Regions from separate parts of the Homo sapiens genome. Here region 1 is linked to region 2. Evidence: read pairs that join two places in POLR2A ChIA-PET (ENCODE). Cell type or tissue: MCF 10A. All regions are shown on one strand. Each heading gives the region's core, and the rest is flanking DNA. Links, peaks and the distances in the headings are about the cores only. Region 1 holds the start of ZCCHC3 (zinc finger CCHC-type containing 3). Region 2 overlaps NRSN2 (neurensin 2).

What was found. ChIA-PET counts read pairs that join two places held together with the same protein. Peaks named below come from ENCODE experiments on the same cell type or tissue, not always from the same donor. Only the 100,000 strongest peaks of a DNase experiment are listed, where the experiment ranks them.
Region 1: POLR2A ChIA-PET joins it to region 2 with 14 read pairs; 3 of 35 experiments call an interaction of 5 or more read pairs at or near these places.

Annotation. Positions count from the first base shown.
Region 1 is chr20:292,534-306,767 of GRCh38, forward strand. It overlaps ZCCHC3 (zinc finger CCHC-type containing 3), which reads left to right and starts at 5,037. Exons shown (of 1, transcript NM_033089.7): 1 at 5,037-7,788. The coding sequence starts at 5,054. The coding sequence ends at 6,265. RefSeq lists silencers at 5,141-5,230, 5,411-5,480, 8,672-8,966. In MCF 10A, for the core only: no CTCF peak of the experiment used is centred there; DNase peaks (open chromatin) are centred at 4,858, 5,768 and 6,148.
Region 2 is chr20:354,418-369,728 of GRCh38, forward strand. NRSN2 (neurensin 2) reads left to right here. Exons shown (of 5, transcript NM_001323682.2): 5 at 1-445. Among named protein-coding and RNA genes, the nearest start is that of NRSN2, 15 kb to the left of the region's middle. RefSeq lists a silencer at 1,828-2,122 and enhancers at 8,808-9,102, 10,566-11,165. In MCF 10A, for the core only: a CTCF peak has its summit at 8,287; DNase peaks (open chromatin) are centred at 8,244, 8,994 and 10,684.

The sequences.
Region 1 (14,234 bases), core at 388-8,387, 66 kb before region 2:
GCTCACGCCTGTAATCTCAGCACTTTGGGAGGCCGAGGCAGATGGATCACCTGAGGTCAGAAGTTCGAGACCAGCCTGGCCAACATGATGAAACCCCATCTCTACTAAAAATACAAAATAGGATTAGCCAGGCGTGGTGGCGGGTGCCTGTAATCCCAGCTACTTGGGAGGCTGAGGCAGGAGAATTACTTGAAGCAGGGAGGCTGATGTTGCAGTGAGCCAAGATCACGCCACTGCACTCCAACCTGGACAACAATAATGAAACTCCATCTCAAAAAAAAAAAAAAGTAAAAGATAGGAATACATGACAGATCCAGGTAGTGACTTACTCAACAGCCATTCCTCCCCATCATCGCAACTATTGGATCCTGATCTTGTCCATGTATGCACTTGCCTTAATGGAGGCAGGCCCCAGGTCCAGCCCTAGTCCTAGTCCCAGCTCCAATAGTCATGACTGTCTGAGGCTGGACTTGGTGAGCCAATTTCCCTTTCCAGTTAGAGGTCTAGTCATAGATACATGATGAAAGTCTGGCTAAGAAGACAGGATGAGAAATCTACTCAAAGGCTTTTGGGAAAGGTTTTCATCACACTTTTAAAAAAAGGCATTGCAGAAAAACATTCCTTCATCTGCTGGTAGACATTGTCATATCTGTGTGGGATTCCTGGAATCGCGGAACTGTGAGGGGAGTTGGCCAAAGAGGATATACAGTGAATGGTAGAGAGGAAAATGTAAAAACCTTCTTCCTTGATAGCACTGTTGAGCCATTAAATTAACCAACCCTAGCCTGGCACAATAGTATGTGCCTGTAATACCAGCTACTTGGGAAGCTGACGCAGGAGCATCGCTTGAGGCCAGGCATTTGAGATCAGTCTGGGCAACATAGTGAGACCACATCTCAGAAAAAAAAAATTTTGTTTTAATTAGCCAGATGTGATGATGTGCACCTGTAGTCTCAGCTACTTGGGAGGCTGTGGTGGGAGGATTGCTTGAGCCCATGAGTTTGAGACTGCAGTGAGCTATGATTGTGCCACTGCACGCCAGTCTGGGCAACAGAGTAAGATTCTGTCTCTAAAAGAAATTAATTAATTAAATTAACCTTTCACCTATCTAGAAAATACTTGAGATTAAATAAGAAATCACATTACTGGGTGAGCAAATTTGAGTTGAGTTTTCTGGTACTTGCAGACCAAAAGCATTTTACTGAACCCTACGTCTGGAGGAACAACAAGATAGAAGGAACCTGGGTGGGTCCCTGACAACCTTGCAGGAGAAAGTCACCTACCTGTCCTTACTGCCTGCCAAATTCCGAGCTGCTTCATCAAAGAGAAATAAACCTCCACCTTGTCTGAGACCCTGTATTTGAGAGTCCCTTTGTTACAGTAGCTTAACCTGTACCTTGATTAATACAAAGAAGAGCTTGGCCACTGTCAGACAGCCTTCCTCATCAGACATGCTGACCCAGCATGGACACCCACTGAGAGCTGCCTGTGCCCCACATCTCAGGTACTTAACCAGTAATATTACTGCCTCCCACTTCAATTTTTTTTTGTTTTTGAGACAGAGTTTCGCTCTTGTTGCCCAGACTGGAGTGCAATGGCATGATCTTGGCTCACCACAACCTCTGCCTCCCGGGTTCAAGTGATTCTCCTGCCTCAGCCTCTCGAGTAGCTGGGACTACAGGCATGCGCCACCACAACCGGCTAATTTTGTATTTTTAGTTGAGACGGGGTTTCTCTATGTTGCTCAAGCTGGTCTCGAACTCCTAACTTCAGGTGACCCGCCCGCCTTGGCCTCCCAAAGTGCTGGGATTACAGGTGTGAGCCACCGCACCTGGCCCCACTTCAAATTTTTAAAAAAAATACATAAAAACATTTGCAAAAATGCTGCCATCTTAATCAAAGCCAAAACACACTTGAGGGGCCACTGACAATCACCTGTAACAAAGCTGTTGGAACTGGGATTGAATCAGATGGGGTCCATTTGCACTTACACCTGTTCAGGTGGCATTTCTGTGTTCACGAACACCTGATGGAACTTCCTGCCCCCAGGATAGGTGGGCAAGATGAGCTGGCCTTTCCTCCCTGCACATGTGAGGTGATAAATGTGATAGAGGGCCTCTCAGGCCTGCTTGGCTCCAGGCTCAGCAATGGCAACCTGGGCTCTGATTCCATCAACATCTTGCTGAGAGGTGGACTAGGCTGAGCAGGCAGTCTCGGGCTTCCATCCATGTCATTTGATGTGCTGGCTTTGTGGCAAATGTGCACAGCATCCTAAACCCACAATCCCTACTGTTGTCACTGGGTAAGATGCCGTGGTTCTTGTGGAGACACCTGCTATACTCGACATAACAAGATCCTAGACATTCCTTCTTATCATCTGCACAGCCCTCCAGAGCTGCTCTCTCCATACGGCCTCAGTGCCCATCCGGACTGCTCTCCTTGCAGGGTACCTGCCTGGCCCCTGTAGCTCCTGATGTAATAATCTCTGCAAAATTTGACCTGGAAAAAATGAAACTGACCAAAAGGATGGCCCTACACATACCAATGAAATTGTACAACAGAAGAAGATATGATTAGCAAAATTGGACATGGAGCCAGAACCTAATCCACAAGTCAAATATTTTCAAAATACAGACAGATGCCTTTAAAGTCCAACACAAAACAAAAATGCTCAAAATACGTTGATTATATGAGAGTTCCTGACTAGTGCAGTAAGACAAGAAAAAGTATAAGATTTGAAAAAAGAGACAAAACCTTCATTATTCACAGACGATATGATTGGCAATACAGAAAAGTAAAGAGATTCCAAAAACCACTGGAAATTTTTTAAGGTTTCAACTTTGTTGCCAGATATGGGGTCAGTACACAAAATTCAATCGTGTTTCCTCTAACGGACACCAACAAACCATATGTAACTTCTGATTTACAATAATTTCACTTACAATAGCAGTCAAACCACGTGGTACTTTGGAATAAATCCCCAAAAGTATGTAAGACCTTTATGAAGAAAACTATAATATTTTATTGAAATTCATAAAATAAGGCCTAAATAAGTGAGAAATCAAGTGGGGTCATTGATGGAAAGACTCCGTGTTATAAAGTGGTAATTCTGTACAAATGCAGTGCAACGCCAATTAAGATCTCATAGTTTCCTGGAACTTAGTAGGCAGGTTGTGAAATTTATATGGAGGTTCCAAATATAGCTGAGACCATCTTAAAGAAGACGAAAGAGAGAGAAGAATGTTTCCCATAAAAGAAGAAACTGGAGTTCAGATTTCTCTTTGGAAACTGAAAGATCCCCCCACAGTGGACCCTCACTTCTGGAGAGGAATATTCAGCTACAGTTGACTAGCAGTTGCCCCTTCAGATAGAATATTCGATCTCCAGTTCACCCAGTATATCTTCTACTTAAGGCACCTGCCTGACCCTTGCAGATATTTGATTATGTGATAGTTACCTGGAGTGAGGGCTTAAGATAAGAGGAATGGAAGAGATTGTTTAAAATACATCTATTGTTTGGTTGTGTAAGTATTCTCCTCATGGTGAAACTTGACCAGGCAAGTAGAAAGAATAACAGAGAAGTATGTGAATCTAAGACATTGATGTTTCTGGTAATGGTGAAGTTCCGAGTATGATCACGGGAATGCGTGGCTGAGAAGGGATAAAGGAAATGGTGCCTGAGGATATAAAGTGAGAGGACTGGAAAGTGCAAACGGCCCAAGTCAGTGGCTCCCCTGAGACCAATACCAGCAGTTGGGATGAAGGGAATCTGCCTGTTAACAAGGTTTCCTAGGATCTGATGCACAGTTCTTGATCCACGGCGTCAGAAATAAAGTGGTTAAATAAATATAAGCTACCGGCCGGGCGCGGTGGCTCACGCCTGTAACCCCAGCACTTTGGGAGGCCGAGGCGGGCGATCACGAGGTCAGGAGATCGAGACCATCCTGGCTAACACGGTGAAATCCCGTCTCTACTAAAAATACAAAAAATTAGCCAGGCGTGGTGGCGGGCGCCTGTAGTCCCAGCTACTCAGGAGGCCGAGGCAGGAGAATGGCGTGAACCCGGGAGGCGGAGCCTGCAGTGAGCCGAGATTGAGCCACTGCACTCCAGCCTGGGCGACAGACCAAGAGTCCGTCTCAAAAAAGAAAGAAAGAAAGAAATATAAGCTACCTATACGTGGGGCTGCCTATTAACTCCGCCAAGTGACTTAACTCCTGCCTCTTTATCTGTAAAATGGGCATAATTACAGCATTGTTTTTGGAAGATTCCATGTAATAAAGTCTGAAGTGTGCTTAACACAGTACTGGGAACTTAAGCAGCACTCACACTTCATCCTAAATACGACGAAAGTCTTTTCAAAAAAATAAAAATTAATGCAATATGACTTACTTGGAAATGTATCAAAAAATAAAGACCGATGAATGGATCGAGGCGTAGTGTGACAGAGTAAAATTTTAATGATAAAAAGTTAATGGTAAAATGTTCACTGTAAAACTTTCAACTTTTCTTCTTGAAAACGTGCATAATCCGACGTGGGAAAAAAAATAACGCATTGCAGTCAGTTCTGGGGAAACGGAAAGCTAAGTTTTAATTTTGCTATTGCTTTTGCTTTTTTAACAGAAAAGGTACAAAAAAGAAAAAATGGGAGAGATGTTGCCGAACTCCGTCCCGCCTGTGGGCTGTGGGCCGTTAGCAAAGCTGCTAGCATGAAATCGTCGAGCACCGCTTGCGAAACGCCAAATCCTCGAGAGCGAGGCCGGAGGCTGCCAAACCCGCGCTGGGGAAAGGGCCGCCTCCGGGCGCCCCATCCCGCTGCGGACGGAGGTGAGGTTGGAGCGAGCGCTGGCGGAAGAGAGGCTCAGCGCAGGGGGCGCAGAGCCGGCGCTGGCCAATATGCGCCGCATGTGATACCTTTGAGGGCGCGGCGGGGGAGGGTAGCGTCAAATTTCAAAAAAAAAAAAAAACCAAACCCACACAGCCCCGGCGGGCGGGCGCGCGCGATGGGCGCCCTTTGGCTGCGGGAGCGAGTGGAGGATGCTGGGAAGGAGGTAAAATGGCCACCGGCGGCGGCGCGGAGGAAGAGAGGAAACGGGGGCGGCCGCAGCTTCTGCCCCCCGCGCGGCCCGCGGCCCGGGGCGAGGAGGCCGACGGCGGCCGCGAGAAGATGGGCTGGGCCCAGGTGGTGAAGAATCTAGCCGAGAAGAAGGGCGAATTCCGCGAGCCGCGGCCGCCGCGGCGGGAGGAGGAAAGCGGCGGCGGTGGAGGGAGCGCCGGGCTCGGCGGCCCCGCGGGCCTGGCGGCGCCGGACCTCGGCGACTTCCCACCGGCTGGCCGCGGGGATCCGAAGGGCCGTCGGAGAGATCCGGCCGGCGAGGCGGTGGACCCCCGCAAAAAGAAGGGCGCTGCGGAGGCGGGCAGGAGGAAGAAGGCCGAGGCGGCGGCGGCCGCCATGGCGACCCCGGCCAGGCCCGGCGAGGCCGAGGACGCGGCCGAGCGGCCCCTCCAGGATGAGCCGGCGGCGGCGGCAGGCCCGGGCAAGGGTCGCTTCCTCGTCCGCATCTGTTTCCAGGGAGACGAGGGCGCCTGCCCGACCCGGGACTTCGTGGTAGGAGCGCTTATCCTGCGCTCCATCGGCATGGACCCGAGCGACATCTACGCGGTCATCCAGATCCCGGGCAGCCGCGAATTCGACGTGAGCTTCCGCTCAGCGGAGAAGCTGGCCCTGTTCCTACGCGTCTACGAGGAGAAGCGGGAGCAGGAGGACTGCTGGGAGAACTTTGTGGTGCTGGGGCGGAGCAAGTCCAGCTTGAAGACGCTCTTCATCCTCTTCCGGAACGAGACGGTGGACGTGGAGGACATTGTGACTTGGCTCAAGCGCCACTGCGACGTGCTGGCCGTGCCGGTGAAAGTGACCGACAGGTTTGGGATCTGGACCGGGGAGTACAAATGCGAGATCGAGCTGCGCCAGGGGGAGGGCGGGGTCAGGCACTTGCCAGGGGCCTTCTTCCTGGGGGCCGAGAGGGGCTACAGCTGGTACAAGGGGCAGCCCAAGACATGCTTTAAATGTGGTTCCCGGACCCACATGAGCGGCAGCTGCACGCAGGACAGGTGCTTCAGGTGCGGGGAGGAGGGGCACCTGAGCCCTTACTGCCGGAAGGGCATCGTGTGCAACCTCTGTGGCAAGCGAGGACACGCCTTTGCCCAGTGTCCCAAAGCAGTGCACAATTCCGTGGCAGCTCAGCTAACCGGCGTGGCCGGGCACTAAACACCCGCCTGCCTGCCAGGGTGAACACACAGCCAGCTTATCCCTCTTAAGTGCCAAAACTTTTTTTTAAACCATTTTTTATCGTTTTTGAAGGAGATCTTTTTAAAACCTACAAGAGACATCTCTCTATGCCTTCTTAAACCGAGTTTACTCCATTTCAGCCTGTTCTGAATTGGTGACTCTGTCACCAATAACGACTGCGGAGAACTGTAGCGTGCAGATGTGTTGCCCCTCCCTTTTAAAATTTTATTTTCGTTTTTCTATTGGGTATTTGTTTTGTTTCTTGTACTTTTTCTCTCTCTCCTTGCCCCCCTCCCGCCCTCCCCGCCCCATACCTTTTCTTCCCCTGGATTTTCACCCTTTGGGCTGCCTTGCTCATCTTTATGCCCCAGCACTAGGTACGGGGCCCAACACGTGGTAGGCACTCCATCAGTGTTTGCTGAATTGAAAACATTGTTGACTGTGGCTTCTATCAGAGTGTCTACCTTTTGCAGCTCTTCCCCTCCCTCATTTAATTTGCTGCTTTTAATCTACGTGGTCTGAGAATTTGTGAAACCAGTGTTGTTAGAAGTGTATATAATCTGAATCAATAAGCTCTGAATGGTGGCCAAGGGCCTCTCTTATGGCACAAAGATGCATGGACTTCATGACAGCTCTTTTGGTGGCTCAGAAGCCATTTTTTATAGAATCATGGAATCTAGAATATTCCTGCTGGAAAGAACCTGAGAGTTGGTTTGGACCAATTCCCTGGTTTTCCAGCAGATGAAACAGGCCCAAAGAGGTTAAATGACTGGGTGAAAATCACATAGCTGTCTGGTGCCAGAGCCAGCCTATAGTAGAGTCCCCTGACCCCAAGCCCGGTGCTCATTCCACTACCTCTCACACTTCACAACAATTTCCTCAACACTTGAGGGCCCAGAAAGTCTGATCTCTCCAGAATGATCAGCCCAGAGGAATGCTGAGAAATCACCTGGAGGAGGGAGCAGAAAGAGAAGGTTTTTAAGGAGGGGCTTCTGAATACTTGGGAGATACGGAACGGACCAAGGACCACACTCCAGGGTGCATTCGTTGCTCCCTGGGGCACCACTTCTGGATTACAGTGTGCCAGGTCCTTTGGAGGCCCTACCCCTTCCCCATTCATTGCCACCAGTGAGAAATGGGGGTGCCCCTGTGTAAAGAAACCTACCAAAGGTTTACATTTGCACCTTAGCCTCAATAGCTACGAACCCTAGAGAAGCAGCTAGCTGGAGCTCATGTGCAACTCCTGATTCTCAGGAGAAAGATGGATTTTAACCCAAAATTATGAGTGAGCTGTTAACTCTAAAATGTACTTGGGAGATAGGCCAAGCGAGAGGTCATGGGCCAACTAAGTGTTATCCAGTAGAAAAGACAGTACACTGCTTTTCTTTTAGTGTTTGCTTTTCCTTTGCTATATGTTTTGCTATTTCCTTGTGGCTTAGAATGTAAAATTGATTGTTAAAAGTTTTGTTCTGAATAAATATTTATCTTTTGTATTGCTAAAACTGGTGCACTATTTCCTTTCAAAGTGTTAGATGCACAGTTACCCAGCTCCAGACCGTATTTCAATCCCACTTCCCCTACACTCCATTTGTTTACCTTGCTAAATACATTTCCCACCCCTGCAGGCAACACTTAGCACCTACTACGTTGTGCCGGTCCCTTTGCATCACAATCAGCACACTGTTAAAACGGGTTTTAAGTCCTAACACAGTTCCAATAAATCAGAATCACTGTTAGAGGAAGTGAAACATTTTAGTTAATCATCCTCAAGCAATTCTGATGGGCAGCCAGGTTTGAGACCAGAGTATAAGATGTGTGAGCTGAACCCTGCCCTCAGGGAGATTACAGACCTGTGGGAAAGAGAGGTGGTTTGCCAGCTTCCTCGTCTTTCTGTTACTGTAAGCGCGCGCTGTGGATGGGATGCAAAATATTCTTGGGTTCTGGGAAAATGCCATTTCTTCCAGCTGTTGAAAAAGCGGGATCCAGGGAGCTGACTTCTCCAAGTTAGCCCCCACTGGAGACTGGGCCTGCAGGCAGAATAGGGTCAAGGTCCCTGGACTTCAGGTCCAATACCCTGCAGACCCCAGATACAACTCTCTGAAGGATTTTCCAGCTGGTGATGCTAGGATGATCTGATCCTGAGAGTTAAACGTTCCCAGTATATTGACTCTGACTCAGTGATTTGAGGATATTTCCAGAGCTGATCTGGAGTTGGGACCTGGTAGGCTCTTGGGAATCCTGTCTTTCAGAGCCAGTTCAACCCCTCTCCTTGTCTCCCAAAGCAAGCAGACTCTCCCCTCCCTCCCATCCCTCTTTCCCGTCTTTGCCAGCGGTTTCCCTCCCTCTCACAGAGCTGGAGGCCAGGGGCCAGGAGAAAGCCTGCATTCACCATACTCTCCACTCCGTTCCTCAAAGCAGGCACTGTGCCAGGGAGCCTCCTTGAAGGAACCTTCCCTCTCCTGGCCCCATCCCCCCACTCTCCAGGAGGGAGGAGAGGAAGAAACTGTTTCCCTGCCCATCCCCCACAGGATCTGCTTCAAGGCCTCCTGCCTGGTGGCCCAGGGACAGCCAGGGGCTGGAGCTGAACAAACCTCCCCCAGCTTCCTTTCCTGATCAAGCAGCCCTCAAATTACAATTCTTCACTGTTTTTGGGCTCCTGGAAAGTGTGCAGAGATGCCCGGACTGAGGCTGGTTGACTAGGGGACATTGATTCATTCCACTTCAACAAATACGGAGGGCATTAGAGCTGGGCCCCATGCAAGGCCCTCTGCATAGGCTGCCTTGAACAAGACAGTGCACTTGCAATGGAAGGTACAGATAAGTAACAGTAGGCAATGTTTACAATCATATATTTAACAATTTTTTTTTGAGACAGAGTCTCACTCTGTTGCCCAGGCTGGAGTGCAGTGGCATGATCTTGGCTCACTGCAACCTCCACCTCCCGGATTCAAGCGATTCATGTGCCTGAGCCTTCCAAGTAGCTGGGATTACAGGCACGTGCCACCACGCCCGGCTAATTTTTGTATTTTTAGTGGAGATGGGGTTTCAGCATGTTGGCCAGGCTGGTCTCGAACTCCTGACCTCAGGTGATCCACCTGCCTCAGCCTCTGAAAGTGCTGGGATTACAGGCGTGAGACACCGCACCCAGCCAACATTTGTCCTGTATAGAATTGTCTGAAGTAAAGGTTTCCCTAGAAGAGAAAACGTCCTGACTGAAACCTGCAAGATGAGTAAGAACCAGGCTAAGAGTGAAGAGACAGCCAAGCAGCAGAAATAGCAGATGTAGAGGCCTGGAGGCCAGAGAGCACACAGCGTGTTCGGACTGGCCAAGAGTCAGGGGAAGATGTGGCTGGGAGAAAACGCCGAGAAGAGGTGTCACAGGGCTTACCAGCCATATTTAAAAACGTGGATTTTGTCCTCAGAGCCTCCAATCAGGCCTCCTCCATTCCATTCATTCTTTCAACACATGCCTGTTAAGCGCCAACTCTATAGGGGCCTTTTCTAAGCGATGGAACACAGCATGGAGCAGGATAATCAAGTCCCTGAAGCTCAGATTCTAGAGTCACACAAGTACATAATTACAGACGATGATGCACTAAAAGAAACATACAGGGTGAGATCCCTGTTTAACAAGCAAAGCTGATCCAGTCTTAAGGATCAGAGAAAATGTTTGAACTGAGATGGAAAAGACATAAAAGGAGTTAATCGAGAGATGGGGCTGGGGATTAAGGGATGGCAAGGGTATTAACCTAGGCAAGAGGGATAGCAAGTAAAACAACCCTATAGTGGGAGGAGGCATGACCACTTCTAGAGACTAAATGAATCAGTCTAAGTTTAGAAACAGAAACCACTCTTGCTGTTGAAGAAAATGCTGGTCCCTGGGCTGGGTATTAGGAATGACTCCTAGAACACCATAGAACTGCCAGGGGAGTTACTACCTCTCACAGTCAGAAAGACAGAAGCCAGGAGGCCACCACTGGAAAGGCTGAGCATGAGGACACAATGGTGAAGCTGCCACCCAAAGACAGGATCCTGGGATCAGAAAGTCACTGCCAATGCCACTGGCAGGACAGTGAAATGCCAAGTCCTTTCCCTGCCTCTACAAAGCCAGGGACTGTGCACTACTGTCTCCGCAACCATTTACAGGTAAAAACAGCCCAAACTGTCTGGCTTACTTATGCCTCCCTTCCATCTTTTATGCAAATACATCTAAGTGCTAGAGCCCTAGCTGCAAGGGAGTTGGGAGATGTTTTAGCTTTCCAGCATCCGCAACATAGGAAGGCACATAGAATGGGGATGGGTGCTGTCTGTCAAAAGACAATATCCAGCACAAAAAATGTGACTGCAGTGCAGAGAAGAGGAGCTCGTGGGAGCATCTGGTAGGCCATGTTAAGAATGTGGGTCTAAGAACGATGTGCCATTGAAGGACTTGCAAGCAAGAGAGTAACATGATTAGATTGGTTATGTTTTACAAGCATCATTCAGGATAGTTGGTGGAGACTGGGTCAGAGGAGAGCCCAAGGGGAAATACAGTATAGTTCACCCAGGTCTCTCGAGAGATGAGGACATCTTAGGCATGGAAGGCGGAGATGTACAGAGAGAAACAGCCGAGTAAAGAAATCTTTCAGAGTTTAAGTCAACAAGATTTGGAGCTATATTTGACATGGGCTGGGAGAAAGTTAAGTACCAAGGATGTTGCCCAGGTTTCTAGCTTCTGCAGTTGGATGGATGGTGGGGCTTTTCCCTGAGATGCGAAACAGAAGAGAAAATCCAAGTTTAGGGTGAAGGGCTTGAATTTGATTTTGGATATATTGAGTTTAAGGTCTCCGTAGAGGATATCTAAGAGGAGATGTGGAGTAGGCGGTTGGATACACACAGATCTTACATTCCTAGGAGAATTCTGGCCCTGAGAAATAAACACAGGAGTTGTACAGCTGTGGCTTTCAAACTGTTTTACCACATCCCACAGTAAGATATATATTTTACATTGCAGCCATCATACATATGCATGTGTGTATTTATATCTAAATCTGAAATAAGCTTCCTCAAACAATATTTGCCCTGTGCATGATGCACCTTGACACTTTCTATTCCATTGCTTCATCCTTTTGTCAATGCTTATATGACGTGTTAAACTGATTTCACACTCTCCTAATGGTCAAGAGAGAAAGCAGAAGGAAAGATTATACCAACTAAGATTGTGCCTCAAGCAACTTTGACACAGTTTTCCCTGATGGAAAAGGAGATGGTGAAAAACTAATAAGGGACAGCCAGAAAGGGAGAAGGAAAACCAGAACGTGCAGAAACACATAAACCAAGGGAGGACATTTCAGGTGGTAGGGGTTAACAATTGTGTCAAGGGCTGCAAGAAATCAAGTAAAATCAGCTCTAAGAAATGTCAATTGAGGCCGGGCGCGGTGGCTCATGCCTGAAATCCCAGCACTTTGGGAGGCCGAGGCGGGCGGATCATGAGGTCAGGAGATTGAGACCATCCTGGCTAACACAGTGAAACCCCGTCTCTACTAAAAATACAAAAAATTAGTTGGGCGTGGTGGCGGGCGCCTGTAATCCCAGCTACTCGGGAGGCTGAGGCAGGAGAATGGCGTGAACCCAGGAGGCGGAGCTTGCAGTGAGCTGAGATTGAGCCACTGCACTCCAGCCTGGGCGACAGAGCGAGACGCCGTCAAAAAAAAAAAAAAAATGTCAATTGAGATCAGAACTGAAGAGTGCCCTAGGATTGAGTAGTGTGGAGGTTATCAATAAGGGCCTTTTAGAGGAAAGTGATGGGGGCAGATTAAGGAGCAAATGATCTTTCTAAGATGTCAATCTGGCACGCTGACCATTTTATTCCCATGTCACGTCCTCTGGGACTCCCTTGTGCACTTGGAACCCAGCCTGGTACCCGATCCCTTTCACAAGAGGCTCCTGGACTCCTTTCCAACCTTACTCTCAGCCAGATTGCCCATTACATCCCTTTATGTCAACTCCAGTTACGGCTGACAAACAGCAACCAGAAAGAATTTTGGAGTATGGAGTGGTACAAGACCAAGCTAAGGGGCCAGGTGCAATGGTTCATGCCTGTAATCCTAGCACTTTGGGAGGCCTAGGCAAGTGGATCGCTTGAGGTCAGGAGTTCGAGACCAGCCTGGCCAACATGGTGAAATCCTGTCTCTACTAAAAATACAAAAAAAAATAGCCATGTATGGTGGCATGCACCTGTAGTCCCAGCTACTCAGGAGGCTGAGGCAGGAGAACTGCTTGAACCTGGTGATACAGGAAGGGAAGTGCTGGGAAGGGAAGGGCACAGTCCCTTTAAATGACATGGAAGGGAGAAAGGGCGTGGTCCCTGGCTAGGGCTCCACCCCAGCCTGTGCCCATGGACCTAGGTGAGGACAGGCATTTTTGTTTTCCTGCCCAAATGTTGCATTTCCCAAGACCACCCTGGCCGGCCACGCCCCCATCCTGTGCCTATAAAAACCCTAGCAGGCAGACACACAGGTAACTGGACGGCTAGAGGAGCACATCAGTGGAGGAACACACAAGCGGCTGGACGTCGAGAGGAACGCACCGACAGGCACTGACAAACCAGCACACCACAGGCCATCGACCAACAGAACTATGCAGAGTTTGGCTGGGGCAGTCGGAGGGGAGCCTGGGCCACTGAACAGTCCAACTCCAGGGGAAAACCTTCTCACTCCATCCCCTTCTGGCTTCCTCCATCTGCTGAGAGATACCTCCACTCAATAAAACCTTGCACTAATTCTTCAAGCCCAGGTGTGATCCAATTCTTCTGGTACACCAAGGCAAGAACCCAGGATACAGAAAGCCCTCTGTCCTTGCAACAAGGTAGAGTGTCTAATTGAGCTGGTTAACACAAGCCACCTATAGATGGCAAAACTAAGAGCATACGGTAGCATAAGCCCATTGGGGCTTCAGGAGCTGTAAACATCCACCACTAGACACTCGTGGGGTCGGAGCCCCACAACCTGCCCATCTGTATGCTCCCCTAGAGGTTTGAGCAGCGGGACACTGAAGAAGTGAGCCACTCCCCTTGTCACACGCCCTGGGACGGGGACAAGGGAACTTTTCCCGTTTCAGTGGGAGGCAGAGGTTGCAGTGAGCCGAGATTGTGCCACACTGCACTCTAGCCTGGGCAACAGAGCGAGACTCCATCTCTAAATAAATAAATAAAAGGACCAAGCTAAGGGTGAGGAGACGTCAGATCATGCTGAGTTGAGGGTGGGGGCGCCACAGGAGTGCACCAAACGTGTACAAAGGCACTGATACATACAGCCCCATTTGCTGGCTTGTCAATGTGACTAAGATTTGGGGTAGGACATAGTAAAAGAAAATAAACACAGATATATTATGGAAAAGAATGTAAACTTTGCAGAGTTTTAAATAAAATATGACTTTTTTTTTTTTTGAGGCAGGGTCTCACTTTGTTAACCAGGCTGGAGTGCAGTGGCTCACTGCGTGGCTCGCTACAGCCTACAACTCCTGGGCTCAAGCAATACTTCTGCCCCAGCCTCCTGTGTAACTGAGACTACAGGCACACACCACCACACCCAGCTAATTTTTTCTTTCTTTCTTTTTTTTTTTTTTTTTTTTTTTGAGACGGAGTCTCACTCTGTTGCCCAGGCTGGAGTGCAGTGGCACAATCTCGGCTCACTGCAACCTCTGCCTCCCGGGTTCACTGTGGATATATCCCCTCCCGGGATATATCCATCACTGTGCCTGGCACAGCTGCAGCCTCCCAAGTAGCTGGGACTACAGGCACCCGCCACCACGCCCGGCTAATTTTTTGTATTTTTAGTAGAGATGGGGTTTCACCGCATTAGCCAGGATGGTCTCAATCTCCTGACCTCGTGATCCGCCTGCCTCGGCCTCCCAAAGTGCTGGGATTACAGGCGTGAGCCACCACTCCCAGCCTCTCTCTTTCTTTCTC
Region 2 (15,311 bases), core at 4,711-12,710:
GCCTGATGGTCCCAGGTGGCTCTGGATATACTTTGGATATGGATTTAAATGGTCTCTAAGAGCCGGGGGTAGGGGGCAGGAAAAGTGGGTTGTCTTTGCCCCTCAAAGTCCACCTACCTAGAAACCAAGCCCACGGTCTTGGCCGTGACCCTGATAATAAATGGGCTCTCTCAGAGGCGCCAGCCCCTCCCTCCCCAGCCGGAGGCGTCATCTCTCTTCTGTACCACTAGAGGGAGCTCTGATGCAGCTGGAGAGCAGCGCTCAAGGCTCTCGCCCCTCCCCTCCCTAACCCTTACCTTCAGTCTCCACCAGCCTGAAGGGCCTCCTAGGGGATCCTCAGGCGGCCCCCACCAGGGCACACCCTACTGTCCTTGTGCCTCACGCCCCCTCCTCATCCTGCACCCCTTCCATCCCACCTTCCCTTTCAATAAACAGCTGGGATGGATACTGACTTTGTTTCCTTTCTCCCTGGCCACTGGGGCGTGGGGAGGAGAAAGACACAGACTCAGGAGCACCTACTGTGTGCTGGGCACGACCCATTATTTCTCATTCGCTCCTCAGGATAACCTGTTGAGAAAGGAATTATTGTCTTCTTTTTTTTTTTTTTAAGATGTTGTCTCGCTCTGTCGCCCAGGCTGGAATGCAGTGGGGCGATCTTGGCTCACTGCAACCTCTGCCTCCTGGGTTCAACCAATTCTCCTGCCTCAGCCTCCCAAGTAGCTGATATTACAGGTGCACGCCACCACGCCTGGCTAATTTTTGTATTTATAGTGGAGACGGGGTTTTACCATGTTGGCCAGGCTGGTCTTGAACTCCTGACCTCAAATGATCCGCCTGCCTCGGCCTCCCAAAGTGCTGGGATTACCGGGTGAGCCACCTTACCCAGACTTATTGTCTTCATTTTACAGATGCGGTAACTGATGATCAGAGAGGTGAGTGATTTATTTTTTATTTTTATTTTTAATTCTTTTTTATTTTTTTCGAGACGGAGTCTGGCTCTGTCACCCAGGCTGGAGTGCAGTGGCACGAGCTCAGCTCACTGCAAGCTCCGCCTCCCGGGTTCATGCCAGTCTCCTGCCTCAGCCTCCCAAGTAGCTGGGACTATGAGTAGCTGGGACTACAGGTGCCTGCCAACACACCCAGCTAATTTTTTGTATTTTTAGTAGAGACAGAGTTTCACCATGTTAGCCAGCATGGTCTCAAATCTCCTGACCTCGTGATCCGCCCGCCTCGGCCTCCCAAAGTGCTGGGATTACAGGCGTGAGCCACCGCGCCCGGCCTATTTTTAATTCTTTTTATTTCAGTAGCCTTTGGGGTCAAAGTGGGTTTTGGTTACATGAATTAGTTCTATAGTGATTCTGAGATTTTAGTACACCTATCACCTGAGCAGTGTATACTGTACCCAATACGCAGTTTTTTATCCCTCATCCCCTCCCAACCTCCCTGGACTCAGTCCCCAAAGTTCGTTATATCACTCTGTATGCCTATGCATCCTCATAGCTTAGCTTCCGCTTATATAAGTGAGAACCTACCGTATCTGGATTTCCGTTCCTGAGTTACTTCACTTAGGATAATGGCCTCCAGCTCCACCCAAGTCCTGCAGTGGATTTAAATGCTCAGCCTAGGGCCTGGAGGGGTGGCTGGGCCAGGCGAGGTGGCTCACGCCTGTAATCCCAGGACTTTGGGAGGCCGAGGTGGGTGGATCACCTGAGGTCAGGAGTTCAAGACCAGCCTGGCCAACATGGTAAAACCCCATAACTACTAAAAATACAAAAATTAGCTGAGCATGGTGGTGCATGCCTGTAATCCCAGCTACTCGGGAGACTGAGGCAGGAGAATTGCTTGAACCCGGGTGGTGGAGGTTGCAGTGAACCAAGTTCACACCATTGCACTCCAGCCTGGGCAACAGAGCAAGCCTCTGTCTCAAAAAAAAAAAAAAAAAGTGCTTAGCCTGATTGGCCTATTGCCTGAGTGTGGAGCTCCTGTCTTTGGGTGGGAAGGAGATTTCTCAGCCACCTTGAGAACACACTTCCTCTAGTTCTGAAAGGAATGTGAGGGCCAGGGTGTGGGAGAGGGGGCTGAAGCCAAAGGTAAGATCTTTTCCAGGCCTGGAAGAGTAATTAACCCCTTTTGGCACTCACCAGGGGCTGGGCCTTGTTCTTAGTGCCTTACAGAATTCGGGAATTCATTTAACCAGGACGACAACCTCTGAGGTGGCGGCTATTATTCTCAAACCTAGTTTTTCCTAAACTCCAGGCTTGCGTTCCCATCTGCATTCACCTGGATGTTGAATTTAAACTCAACTATCTCAAACTGTTCTCCTTGTTACCACCCCTCCCTGACCAAACCTGCCTCTACTATGCTGCCCACGTCTTAGAGAGTAGCGTCCCCATTCTTCTGGCTGCTCCAGCCAAAACCTCCTCTCTTTCCTCACACCCTGTATCCAATCCATCAGCAAGTCCTGTCAACTCAACCTTGGAAATATATCCTGTACCCAACTACACCTCGACATCCCCGTGGCTGATTCCATGGTCTGAACCACCAGCGACCAGCGCCTCGATCTGGATCATTGCACCAGCTTCCCCCGGTCTCCTGGCTTCTGAGTTTTGAACCCCACCCTACTCCACGCCTTGACTCCCCAAGTCTAATTACTACACAGTAGCCAGACAGATCTTGTTAGAACATAAACTAGGTCATGTTCCTCCTCCGCTCCAAACCTTCCCATGGCTCCCACCTAACTCAGAGTAGCCAAAACCCTCCCTGTGGCCTCCAAGGCCCTACACAATTTGCTGATTTCCACTCCCCCCGCACTTTCCTCTGTAACCCCAACTCCCACCACTCTCCAGGTTCCTGTGTCCTCTCCAGCCAGGATCCTGACTCAGGGCCTTTGCCTCACTGTTCCCTCTGCTGGGGTACTCCTCCCCAGTTGACGACATGGGCAGTTCCTTCAAGTCGTTGCTCAAACATCACCTTCTCAGCAAGGCCTTCCCTGAGCAGCCTATTAGAATTGCAACCAGGCCAGGCGCAGTGGCTCAAGCCAGTAATCCCAGCACTTTGGGAGGCCGAAGCAGGTGGATCTCCTAAGGTTGGGAGTTCGAGACCAGCCTGACCAACATGGAGAAACCCCGTCTCTACTAAAAATACAAAATCACCCAGGCATGGTGGCACATGCCTGTAATCCCAGCTACTCGGGAGGCTGAGGCAGGAGAATCACTTGAACCTGGGAGGCGGAGATTGTGGTGAGCTGAGATCGCACCATTGCACTCCAGCCTGGGCAACAAGAGCGAAACCCCATCTCAAAAACAGGAAAAACAAAAAACAAAAAAATGCAACCATGCCGGCCAGGTGGAGTGGCTCACACCTGTAATCCCAGCACTTTGGGAGGCCAACGTGGGCAGATCACCTGAGGTCAGGAGTTGGAGACCAGCCTGGGCAACATGGTGAAACCCTATCTCTACTGAAAATACAAAAATTACCCAGGCATGGTGGCACGTGTCTGTAATCCCAGCTACTTGAGAGGCTGAGGCATGACAATCACTTGAACTCGGGAGGTGGAGGTTGCAGTGAGCCAAGATCGCGCCATTGCATTCCAGCTTGGGCGACAGAGCGAAACTCCATCTCAAAAAAATAAAAGGAAGCTAACACAGAGTATAAATGGTGCAGGCAGTTTGACAATATCAAAATAGAAAATACACATGCCCTTTGATTTCTCCCTCTTATGCAGGTGGATCTATAGATTCAACTCTACATGTTGGAACACTATAGTATTATTTGTAATTAAAGCATTTGGAAACAACCTAAATGCTCATGGTAGGGGACTATTAATAAAATACGGTAAGGCTGAGTGCAGTGGCTCACGCCTGTCATCCCAGTACTTTGGGAGGCCAACGCAGGAGGATCACTTGAGGCCAGGAGTTCAAGACCAACCTGGGCAACATAGGGCAACATAGCAAGGCCCCATCTCTACAAAAAATTAAAAATTAGCTGGGCATGGTGGCACACGCCTGTAGTCTCAGCTATTAATATTTGGGAGGCTGAGGCAGGAGGATCACACCACTGCACTTTAGCCTGAATACTGAGTAACAAAGCAAAACCCTGTCTCTCTTAAAAAAAAAATTGGGGGGAAGGACAAGTCTTTTTTCTTTTCTTTTCTTTTCTTTTCTTTTTTTTTTTTTTTTTGAGATGGAATTTCACTCTTGTTGCCCAGGCTGGAGTGCAATGGTGTGATCTCGGCTCACGGCAACCTCCGCCTCCTGGGTTCAAGCAATTCTGCTTCAGCCTCCCGAGTGGCTGGGATTATAGTCATGCGCCACCACACCTGGCTAATTTTGTATTTTAGGTAGAGACGGGGTTTCTCCATGTTGGTCAGGCTGGTCTTGAACTCCCAACTCCTGGCCTCGGCCTCCCAAAGTGCTGGGATTAGAGGTGTGAGCCACCGTGCCCAGCCAGGACAAGTCTTCTTACAGAAGAATTCCAATTAGTAAATGTAGAAGGATTGAGAGAAATTGAAAAATCATCATTAGAACACCGGAATAATAATTGCTGCAGGCAACATCTACCAATGAACAATAAAATGAGTGGGTGAAACTTTAAGGAGAAACAAGGTTTTTTTTTTAGAAACGGGATCTTACTACATTGTCCAGGCTGGTCTGGAACTCCTAGGCTCAATGGGATCCTCCCACCTCATGCTCCCCAGTAGCTGCTACTACAGGCACATACCACCCCACCAGGCTTGAAACAAAATATTTGCATAGCCTCAAAGTATCTATCCCCAAATATGTATTAATTAGTATGGTGGTTTTAACATATGCATACATGTTCTTTGATGCTCTGCCATCTAGGAAATGGAGCTTAATTTTTCTCCTCTTGAGTGTGGGCTGGACTCAGCAACTTGCTTCTAACAAGTAGAATGTGGAAAGGCAAAAACAGTGACTTCACAGTGGAAAAATCTGGCAGACACCACCTTAACCAAATGAAGGCTGGCACCACCAGTCAAAAGTCTTGTTGATATCACAGCCTCTGAAATGATGTGGTGAGAAGGGCACTTGGCCTGAGTGGCATTCTTCCCCCAAATCCGTAACGTCAGCCTAATCATGAGAAGACCCATTCTACAAAAGATCTGACCAGCACTCTTCAAATGTGTCCAGGTCACGAAAGACAAGGAAAGGACAAGAAACGGTCTCAGGTTGGAGGAGACTAAGGAGACGTGGCTGAAGGATACACAGGATCTCCCTGTACTGTCCATGTAACTCTTCAATAAATCTACAATTATTTCAAAATAGCAAAAAATACGATTGCTGGCCGGGCACAGTGGCTCACGCTTGTAATCCCAGCACTTTGGGAGGCCAAGAAGGGCAGATTACTTGAGGTCAGGAGTTTGAGATCAGCCTGGCCAACATGGTGAAACCCTGTCTCTACTAAAAATGCAAAAATTAGCTGGGCGTGGTGGCATGTGTCTGTAATTCCAGCTGCTCGAGTAGCTGAGGCAGGAGAATGGCGTGAACCCGGGAGGCGGAGCTTGCAGTGAGCCGAGATTGCGCCACTGCACTCCCGCCTGGGCCACAGAGCGAGACTCCGTCTCAAAAAAAAAAAAAAAAAAATTACTGTGGTCAAGATGGAATAACAGGGATCTGGTTTAACACACCCCAAAAAGGACCTAAGAAAGGACCATTCCCTCTCCTCTCTGAGGTGGGAAGATCTGGGAAGGAGAGGAGGCTGACCAGTGGGGTCTACCTTCTGCTCCACCCCTCTTCTATCCAAGAGTCTGAGCACCCAACCCCCACACCACCCTGGAGGCTCCCGCCCTCGTGCTGAGTCTGGCATGCCCTCCCCATCCCTACTGGCCCAGGGGACTAGGTTAGCTCAGAGAAGCCCTTCTAACTCACCCACAACTGGACCAAAGAAGGATTGATCTGGGGCCACTGCCTGGTCCCTGGGAGCACTGTGCTAGGGCAGGGGGCTGAGATGCCCCAGGGTAAGAGACAGAACAGTGATTTTTTTTTTTCTAAGACAGAGTTTCGCTCTTATTGCCCAGGCTGGAGTGCAATGCGCGATCTTGGCTCACCGCAATCTCCGCCTCCCAGGTTCGAGCGATTCTCCTGCCTCAGCCTCCCGAGTAGCTGGGATTACAGGCATGTGTCACCACGCCCCCCGGCTAATTTTGTACTTTTAGTAGACACAGGGCTTCTCCATGTTGGTCAGGCTAGTCTCAAACTCCTGACCTCAGGTGATCCTCCCACCTTGGCCTCCCAAAGTGCTGGGATTACAGGCATGTGCCACCGCACCCGGCCAAAAACAGTGATATTCATATAGATGGGGGAGGGATTAATGGGGGTGGAGTGAGAGAGAGCCTGCTGGAGCAGTCCGAAAGGCAGGCATTCCTTCTGTTCAGCAACATTCCTGCCCCCACAATCTCCTCCCACAACTTATATCTAGTGCAGGCTGAGAGTGAATCTGTCTGCCAGTGTTCAAGCCACTGTGTGAACCTGAGTTTCTTAACCGTTCTGAGTGTCAGGAGTTTTTTTCATCTCCAAAATAGGAGCAACAAGGATACCAATCCCTTGAGATTGTATGAAGCTTAATGCACTTAACACAGCACCTGGCACGTAGACATGCTCCCTAAATGCCAGCTGTTATTATGAAAGAGAGAAGTCTGAGGTTCAGAACTAGCAGGCAACACATAATCTATAATGATGGATGGCTCAGACAGGGTCCTGTCCTATAGGGACTCACAGTCTAGTGGAAAGGACAGTCCTGTGGACAGCAAATGGCAATATACCTGGGTAAGTACTGTAATAGAATAACAAAGTAATATCCTATCACGGGGCAGTCACGGGGGCAGTGAGAGACAAGCGCTTGTCCATGCCAGGCTCTGTACTCAGTCCATCACATACATTAGGTCTTGCAGTCCTCATACCACCATAAGGTGGTTACCATTATCTCCAATTCACAGAAAAGCAAACAGTATGGAGTGTTTAAGCGTCCTGTCCGAGATGGCATAGCTAGTGGAGCTGAAATTTGAACCCAAGTAATCCAGGTCCAGAATGCCCCGGATGCAGAAATGACCACACAGATTCTACCAATGAACTAACCTGATAAGGTTGGAGGTCATACTCATAACCCCTCACACAGGTCCACACAGACACAGGCAAGCACACCCATGTCTATTCAGATACACACCAATTCCTGTCTATGACGAGCGCTCAGAAAATCCTCCACAACACCACACCAGGAATGATGTGCATTTTGAGAAAAAAAAAAATCAGCTCTGAAGACCTCACAGACACATGCAGTGAAATGTAAATGGAGGGACCCACCCAAGTTCTTGAATAGCACATTACATGCCTGGATGCACATCAGCGGGCATGTAAATGATGACGAGGAGGTCTGCAGACACTGACACGCTGCATTTGCACTCACTCTGCTACTGAATTTTTTAGCAGCTACATTTACTGAGCACCTACTGTATGTAAGGAAAGATAAAGCAGCCGGGAGCTGTGGCTCACGCCTGTAATCTCAGCGCTTTGGGAGGCCAAGGCAGGTGGATCACCTGAGCTCAGGAGACCAGCCTGGCCAACATGGTAAAACCTTGTCTCTACTAAAAATAATACAAAAATTAGCTGAGTGTGGTGGCATGCACCTGTAATCCCAGCTACTCAGGAGGCTGAGGCAGGAGAATCGCTTGAACCCAGGAGGTGGAGGTTGCAGTGAGCCAAGATCACGCCATTGCACTCCAGCCTGGGTGACAGAATGAAACTCTGTCTCAAAGAAAAAAAAAAAAAAAAGTAAAAAAGATAAAGCTCAGAGAAGTGAAGTGGCTTGCCCAAAGTCAAATGGCTGAGATTCAAACCCTGGCCCTATAATATTAGGCAACGGTGTCTCCCTCCACCACTGTGCAGATGCATCCATGAGTGAAGAGATGTGCTATGGCTGGATTCCCTCATTGACATTCCCTGTGACCTTGGACATGGCATGGCCTTGTCTGGCCCACATTCTCATGTTGAGTCCATTCACAGGTGTGCTCCATGGATGTGCATGGATGGGACCGGCAACCCTGGCCTTGCTCTGAGTCTCAGCTTGGCTTGGTGTCACCAGGGCTGTGAGCTTCCAATCCCAGCCTTGCCATGTCCCAGAGCACATGGCTCAAAACCAAGCTCTGGGCATCAGGCCAGCAGGGCCCCTGTGATGGAAGAACTGACAGGATTTCATAAGCATCCGGCCCGGGACACGTGGTCAGGGCAGGGAGAAGGGAGATAAACAGGATGTCCACCAGGGTGTGCACCTGGGCAGGGTCCATGGACCAGGTGTGGCAGGGGAAGAGCTGTCAGGACTTGGCATCTGATGGGCACTCAGCAGATATAGGCTGTGTGAGGGGAGGAGTTTGTGGGGAGGCAGGGCTGCAGCTTTGCTTCCATCCTGGAGGCCAGGAATGAGGGAGTAAGTGAGCCATTGACTCAATGAATGAATGAATGAGCGAGTGAGTGAAGGAAGGAAGGGGTAAGTAAATAAGTGAAGAATGGAATGGGGGAGGGAGTGAATTTATTTATTTATTTATTTATTTATTTTGAGACAGGGTCTTGCTCTGTTGCCCAGGCTGGAGTGCAGTCTCAGCTCACTGCAACCTCTACCTCTCAGGCTCAAGGGATTCTCCCACCTCAGCCCCCAGCATAGCTGGGACTACAGGCGCATGCCGCCACATCCCGCTAATTTTTGTATTTTCTGTAGAGATGGGGTTTCGCTATGTCGGCCAGGCTGGTCTCAAACTCCTGGGCTCAAGCGATCTGCCTGCCTCAGCCTCTGCAGTGCTGAGATTACAGGTGTGAGCCACCGTGCTGAGCTGTGAATTTATTTTTTACACAAATCTGAGTGCTCACTCTGTGCTGGCCCTGGACGGGTCTCTGTGGATGTCTGGTGAGCAGGATGGACACAGCCCGGTCATTGCAACGCTAAAAGCTTGAATGACACCAGTCAGGCTGGGGAACTGGGAGGGCCCTTGACATGCAGAGTGACTCAGCCAGTGTGAGCAGGGGTTGTCAGCATGCCTAGGGGAGCAAGAGACTGTGAGAGATGTGTGTGTATACTTGTGTGCCTGTGTGTGTCCGTGTGTACACATGTGTGCGCCGACACAGCCAGGTGTTGGCCAATGCAGGTGTGGTGTCCTCAAGAGCACAGTGCATCCTGATTCTTCACCCTCCCAGGCCTCCCCTGCCCCTGTTGTGTGCCAGCTGGGCCTGCCCCATGTTATGCCTGACGCCCACGCAAAAGCTGCTTCTTCCAGTCACAGGACAAAGGCATCCTCAGCCCAGACCCTGTACCCCAGGGGTAAAGACCTCTCAGACCCCTAGTGCTCCTCAGCATGGACCTCTCCACCAGGAGCCTCAGAGTTGTGAGAAGCACAGGCACCCAAAGCCCACCGCCCTGTGTCCATGTGCATGGAGTGTGCCCAGGTACACGCAAGGGCTGGAGATGCCCCAGGGCGGTCCAGACAGACGTGCAGATGACACATTGGCCACTGAGTTTCCACAGACACTGAGCTAAGTGCTTTCGAGACACACTGGGTGACCTTAGGCGTATCACCCTCTCTGAGCCTCAGTTTCTAATCTAAAAGTAGGGTAATTATACTCACTTCCAGTCTTGTTAGAATAACTCAATGCATGATCAGCTCAACACATCATGATTATTTTTCCTGAGTTCCTGCCTTCCCAGCTATATTGTCTATTCCTCAACAGTACCCACTGAGTCTTATATCCCCGTTTCTCCTATGATACTCCATTACACAGGACTCAAATAACTACCTGCTCTAAGAATTGCTGAGTGACATGTAGTCCTCATAAATAGCAATAATAGTCACTAACATTTATATAACAACAAGAGCCAGCAATTTTGATTTTTTATTGTGTCAGGCATTGTGCTGAACACTTTACATTCCTTCATTCATTTGACAAACATTCACTGAACACCTGGTAGGTGCTGGGCTCTGTGCTAGACCTGCAGATGCAGCATCTCTGCCCTCAAGGTTCTTACATTCTGATGGGGAAGAAGAGACAGACAAAAGACAGTTTGGCGGGGCACAGTGGCTCACGCCTGTAATCCCAGCACTTTGGTAAGCCGAGGCAGGCAGATCACTTGAGGTCAGGAGTTTGAGACCAGCCTGGTCAACATGGTGAAACCCCTGTCTCTACTGAAAAAATACAAAAATTAGCCAAGTGTGGAGGTAGGCATCTGTAATCCCAGCTACTCGGGAGGCTGAGGCACAAGAATGACTTGAACCTAGAAGGTGGAGGTTGTAGTGAGCAGAGATCGAGCCACTGCACTCCAGCCTGGGCGACAGAGCGAGATTCAGCCTCAAAAAAAAAAAAAAGATAATTTAATACATAAATGGGATAATTTCAAACCTTGACAAGTGCTACAAATAAAATAAGGAAGAGTTATGGATTAGAGACAAACTGCAGGGATTAGGTGGGGCATGATGCTTGATGAGTGATCAGGGAGGGCCTCTCTGAGGAGCAAATATTTGATCTGAGACCTGAAGAAGAAGGAAGAGCCTGGAAAGATACAGGAAAAGTTCCAGGCAGATGGCATAGCAAGGGCAAAGGCCCTGGGGCAGGAAGAACTTGGTAGGTTCGAGGACTAGGAGAAAGGGACCATAGCTGGAGGATGATTCAGCAAACCTGGCAGGTCTGTCCTGGATGACTCAGCAAGCCTTGCAGGTCTGTTCTGGTTTCAGAACCCAGGCATTTTGTCCTTCACTCCAGGCTGCCTCAGAGACATGCATCCCTGCCATACACAACAATGTGTGCACGCTGGCACACATGCACATGCATGCACACACACACTCTGCATGCTGACACACAACTAAGGGCCGGACCAGCCATGATAGTCTAAGACACTAACATTTTTCTCTAGTGTCTTGTGGGGCCAAGTAGAAGGGCCAGATGTCACCTTTGCCCAGCCTTCCAGAAGTTCTGGGCCAAAGAAAGATTAAATGGCAGGAAGAGAAAAATGGCTTAATAAGGAGGTGACGGGGAACTCGGGTGGCCTGTGGGGGTGCGGAGATGGGGGGAGATGATAGAGATGTGAGAGCCCATGGGCACATCCCCTCTGGGGAAGTGAGGGAGCACCGAGAACAGAGAAGCAGAGGGAGTGGAGACGGTTCTCAGAAGCACAGGGCCTCCACACTCACCACAGCCCCTACTCAGCCGACATGCCTTGCTTCCTCTCACCTCCCCTGGTTCACCTCAGAGATGGGACACTCATTGCCCACCAGGGCAGCCTGGGTGGTGCCAACTGTGAGAGAGCTCCCCTTCCACATCTGCCTTTGTGGCTGTAAAATGTGGAAAGAATAAGAGAAATACCTATGAAATCTGCAGGAAGATACTTTCTTTTTTTTTTTTTTTTTTTTTTGAGATGGAGTTTAGTTCTTGTCGCCCAGGCTGGAGTGCAGTGGAGCGATCTCAGCTCACTGCAACCTCCGCCTCCCAGGTTCAAGCAATTCTCCTGCCTCAGTCTCCCGAGTAGCTGGGATTACAGGTGCTCGCCATCACACCCAGCTAATTTTTTTGTATTTTTAGTAGAGATGGGGTTTCGCCATGTTGGGCAAGCTGGTCTCGAACTCCTAACCTCAGGTGATCCACCCACCTCAGCCTCCCAAAGGAGGCTGGGATTACATTTTTCTAAATCAGTTCGGTAAAAATCAAAAATTTTGAGAACACCTGGTGTTGTAGTTCTGGGAAGCAGGTACTCACATGCTTTGCTGGCAGGAGGTAGATTGATAACAATCTCTATAGAGGAGGAGCCAGAGATCTCTCTTAAAAGTGCAAATGCACAAACTTTTGACTTAGAAATTCTGCTTCTGGGCAGGGCGCGGTGGCTCACGCCTGTGATCCCTGCCTCCCAGGCCAAGGTTGCAGTGAGCTGAGATCGCACCATTGCACTCCAGCCTGGGCAACAAGAGCGAAACTCTGTCTCAAAAAAGAAAGAAAGAAAGAAAGAAAAATTCTACTTCTAGGAAATTAGCTCAGAACTTCTCTCCACACCCCCATGTATGAACACTGCAGCATTTTTTGTTATAGCAAAAGACTGGAAATAATTAACTGTTCATTGACAAGGGATGGTTTAAATAAACCAGTACATTCCTAACCATGGAATAGGACCAAGCTGTAAAAACTGACCAGGCAGGTCTTTCTGGACTGACACGGAAGAGTCCCCAAGATAAATTGTTAAATAGGAAGGAAAAAGGCAATCTGAAGGACATGGAGTGTGCTCCCATCTGTGTAAAAAAGTGACAATAAATCCTCATATTTTATGTCTTGAAGGAAACACGAGAAAATGGCTTGACCCCAGGAAGATGAACTAGGAGCTGGGGATAGGAGTGGGAGGGAGACTTCTCAAGTATTACTCTTCTGTGCCTTTGAATTTTGAGCTAAAATATTTAAATAAAATATTAATATAATTAATATAATACAATTAATAATTAATATTGAATAAAATAAAATATCTAAAAATCTGCTCCCCGGGTGCGGTGGCCCACGCCTATAATCCCAGCACTTTGGGAGGCCAAGGCTGGTGGATCACCTGAGGTCGAGAGTTAGAGACCAGCCTGACCAACATGGAGAAACCCCGGCTCTACTAAAAATACAAAATAATTAGCCGGGAGAGGTGGCGCATGCTTGTAATCCCAGCTACTCAGCAGGCTGAGGCAGAAGAATCGCTTGAACCCGGAAGACGGAGGTTGCAGTGAGCCAAGATCGCACCATTGCACTCCAGCCTGGGCAACAGAAGCAAAACTCCGTCTCCAAAAACAAACAAAAAAACAAAACAAACAAACAAACAAAACCACAACTGTCTGCTCAAAAGTGCCATCCTCCTACACACTCCTTGCCCTCAGCTAAGTTCTGTCCCCATGGAACTCTCCCTGGAAGAGACAATCTGTCTCCCAAGAGAGCAGGCCTATGTGTGAGTCCTGGTTCCATCACTGACCCTAAGTGTGACCTCAGGCAAGACACTCCCACCCCTGACTTGTACTAGACAGTTCTCCCCAGCACTGACATTCTGTCTCTCCTGCTGGAGGGGCAGGAGGGCAGGCACAGTGTCTTCTTGCTCTGTGATTCATTCAGTTCACTTAAACTGAGTTACCTACTCCAGGCCAGAGTTTGGGTTCATCCATTTCTTGCCCTCCATGCCCACCCCAGGGTCTGGCATGGGAGTTGGTACCCTATAGGAGTTCTGAACAGACTCAGCTTACGGATGAGGAACAGACGGTGGGTCAGATGCGCGGTAAGGAGGGTCAGGTACACGGCCCATGGGATCGAATAGATTCATGGGTGGGTCTTTAAGACAACCGCCTTCACTCAATCCTAAGCCCTCCCCACAGCTACCACCCTATTTTTTCTCCCCTTTGCAGAAAAGGGCTTTGAGAAAATTGTCTATCCTCGCTGTTTTTAATTAGTCTTCTCTCTCTCTCTCCCTCTGAGACAGGATCTGCTCTCTCACCCAAGCTGGAGTGCAGTGGCGTGATCATGGCTCACTGCAGCCTCAACCTCCTGGGCTCAAACGATCTTCCCACCTCAGCCTCCTGAGTAGCTGGGACTACAGGTGTGCACTACCATGCCTGGCTAATTTTTGTATTTTTTGTAGAGACTGGGTTTTGCCATGTTGCCCAGGCTGGTTTTGAACTCCCAGGCTCAAGTGATCCATCCACCTCAGCCTCCCAAAGTGCTGGGACTGCAGGTGTGAGCCACCACACCTGGCCCTCTTGTCTCTTAAGTCCATTTAATCATGCTTCTACCTGTCACTTCCCTAGTTGAAACTGCTCTTGTCAATTTCAACACATTGCTAAATCCAATGTGTTCAGTTCTCATTCTTCATCTTTTTTTTTTTTTTTTTTTGAGACAGAGTCTTGCTCTGTCACCCAGGCTGGAATACAGTGGCACGATCTTGGCCCACTGCAACCTCTGCCTCCTGGGTTCAAGCGATTCTCCTGCCTCAGCCTCCCGAGTAGTTGGGACTACAGGCACAAGCCACCAAACCCAGCTAATTTTTGTATTTTTAGTTGAGACGGCATTTCACCATGTTGGCCAGGATGGTCTCAATCTCTTGACCTCGTGATCCGCCCACCTTGGCCTCCAAAAGTGCTGGGATTACAGGTGTGAGCCACCGCACCCGGCCCATTCTTCATCTTCTTAACTGATCAACAGTTTGACACAGCTGACCACTCCCTGCTCTTTGATGTACTTCTTTTCACTTGGTGGCCAGGCCTCCACTCTCTGCTGGTTTTCCTCCTTCTCAGGCTCCCTGCTTCTCCCATTCCTGTTGGAGCAGTGAGGACTTGGTCCCTGGAGCTCTCATCCAGTCTCACGTCTATGACTCCCAACACTGTATCCTCAGCCCAGACCTCTCCCCTGAACTCCAGCCCATACATTCAAATACCTACCTGATGTCTCTTTGAGGATGTCAAAAGACATGACAGACTCCACAGAACCAAAGCTGAACCTGGGCTTCCCCCAAACACCTCGCTCCATGTCATTTGATGGCAGTTCCATACCTGTCACCGTTCAGGCCAAGAAACCTTGGAAGCACCTTGACACCTCCTTTTCCCTCAAACTCCACATCTAGACCATCAGCAATCCTGTTGGCTCCACCTTTAAAATATACCCAGAATCCAGTCACAGCTCACCTCTAGCATGGCCACTGCCCTGCTCTGAGCCACTGGAGTTTAAGAGAATTATTGCAACACCTGCTCCCTTGTCTTCCTGTCCTTGCCTCATTCAGTCTATTCCAAGTACAGATCCCTAAATGATTTTATTTTAAAAGTAAGTCAAGGCTGGGCATGGTAGCTCATGCCTGTAATCCTAGCGCTTGAGGAGGCCGAGGAAGGAGGATCACTTGGGTGTAGGAGTTTGAGACCCACCTGGGCAATGTGGCAAAACCCTGTCTGTACTTAAAAAAAAGAAAAAAAATGGCTGGGCATGGTGGCTCACCCTGTAATCTTAGCACTTTGGGAGGCTGAGGCGGGTGAATCACCTGAGGTCAGGAGTTCGAGACCAGCCTGGCCAACATGATGAAACCCCATCTCTACTAAAAATACAAAAATTAGCCGGGCAAGGTGATGCACGCCTGTAGTCCCAGCTACTCAGGAGGCTAAGGAAGAAGAATCACTGGAACCCAGGAGGTGGAGGTTGCAGTGAGCCAAGATCGCGCCACTGCACTCCAGCCTGCATGACAGGAGCGAGACTCCATCTCAAAAAAAAAAAAAAAAAAAAAAAGGTAAGTGAGATCACTTCCCTCCTCTCCTTAAACCCTCCCCTGCCTCC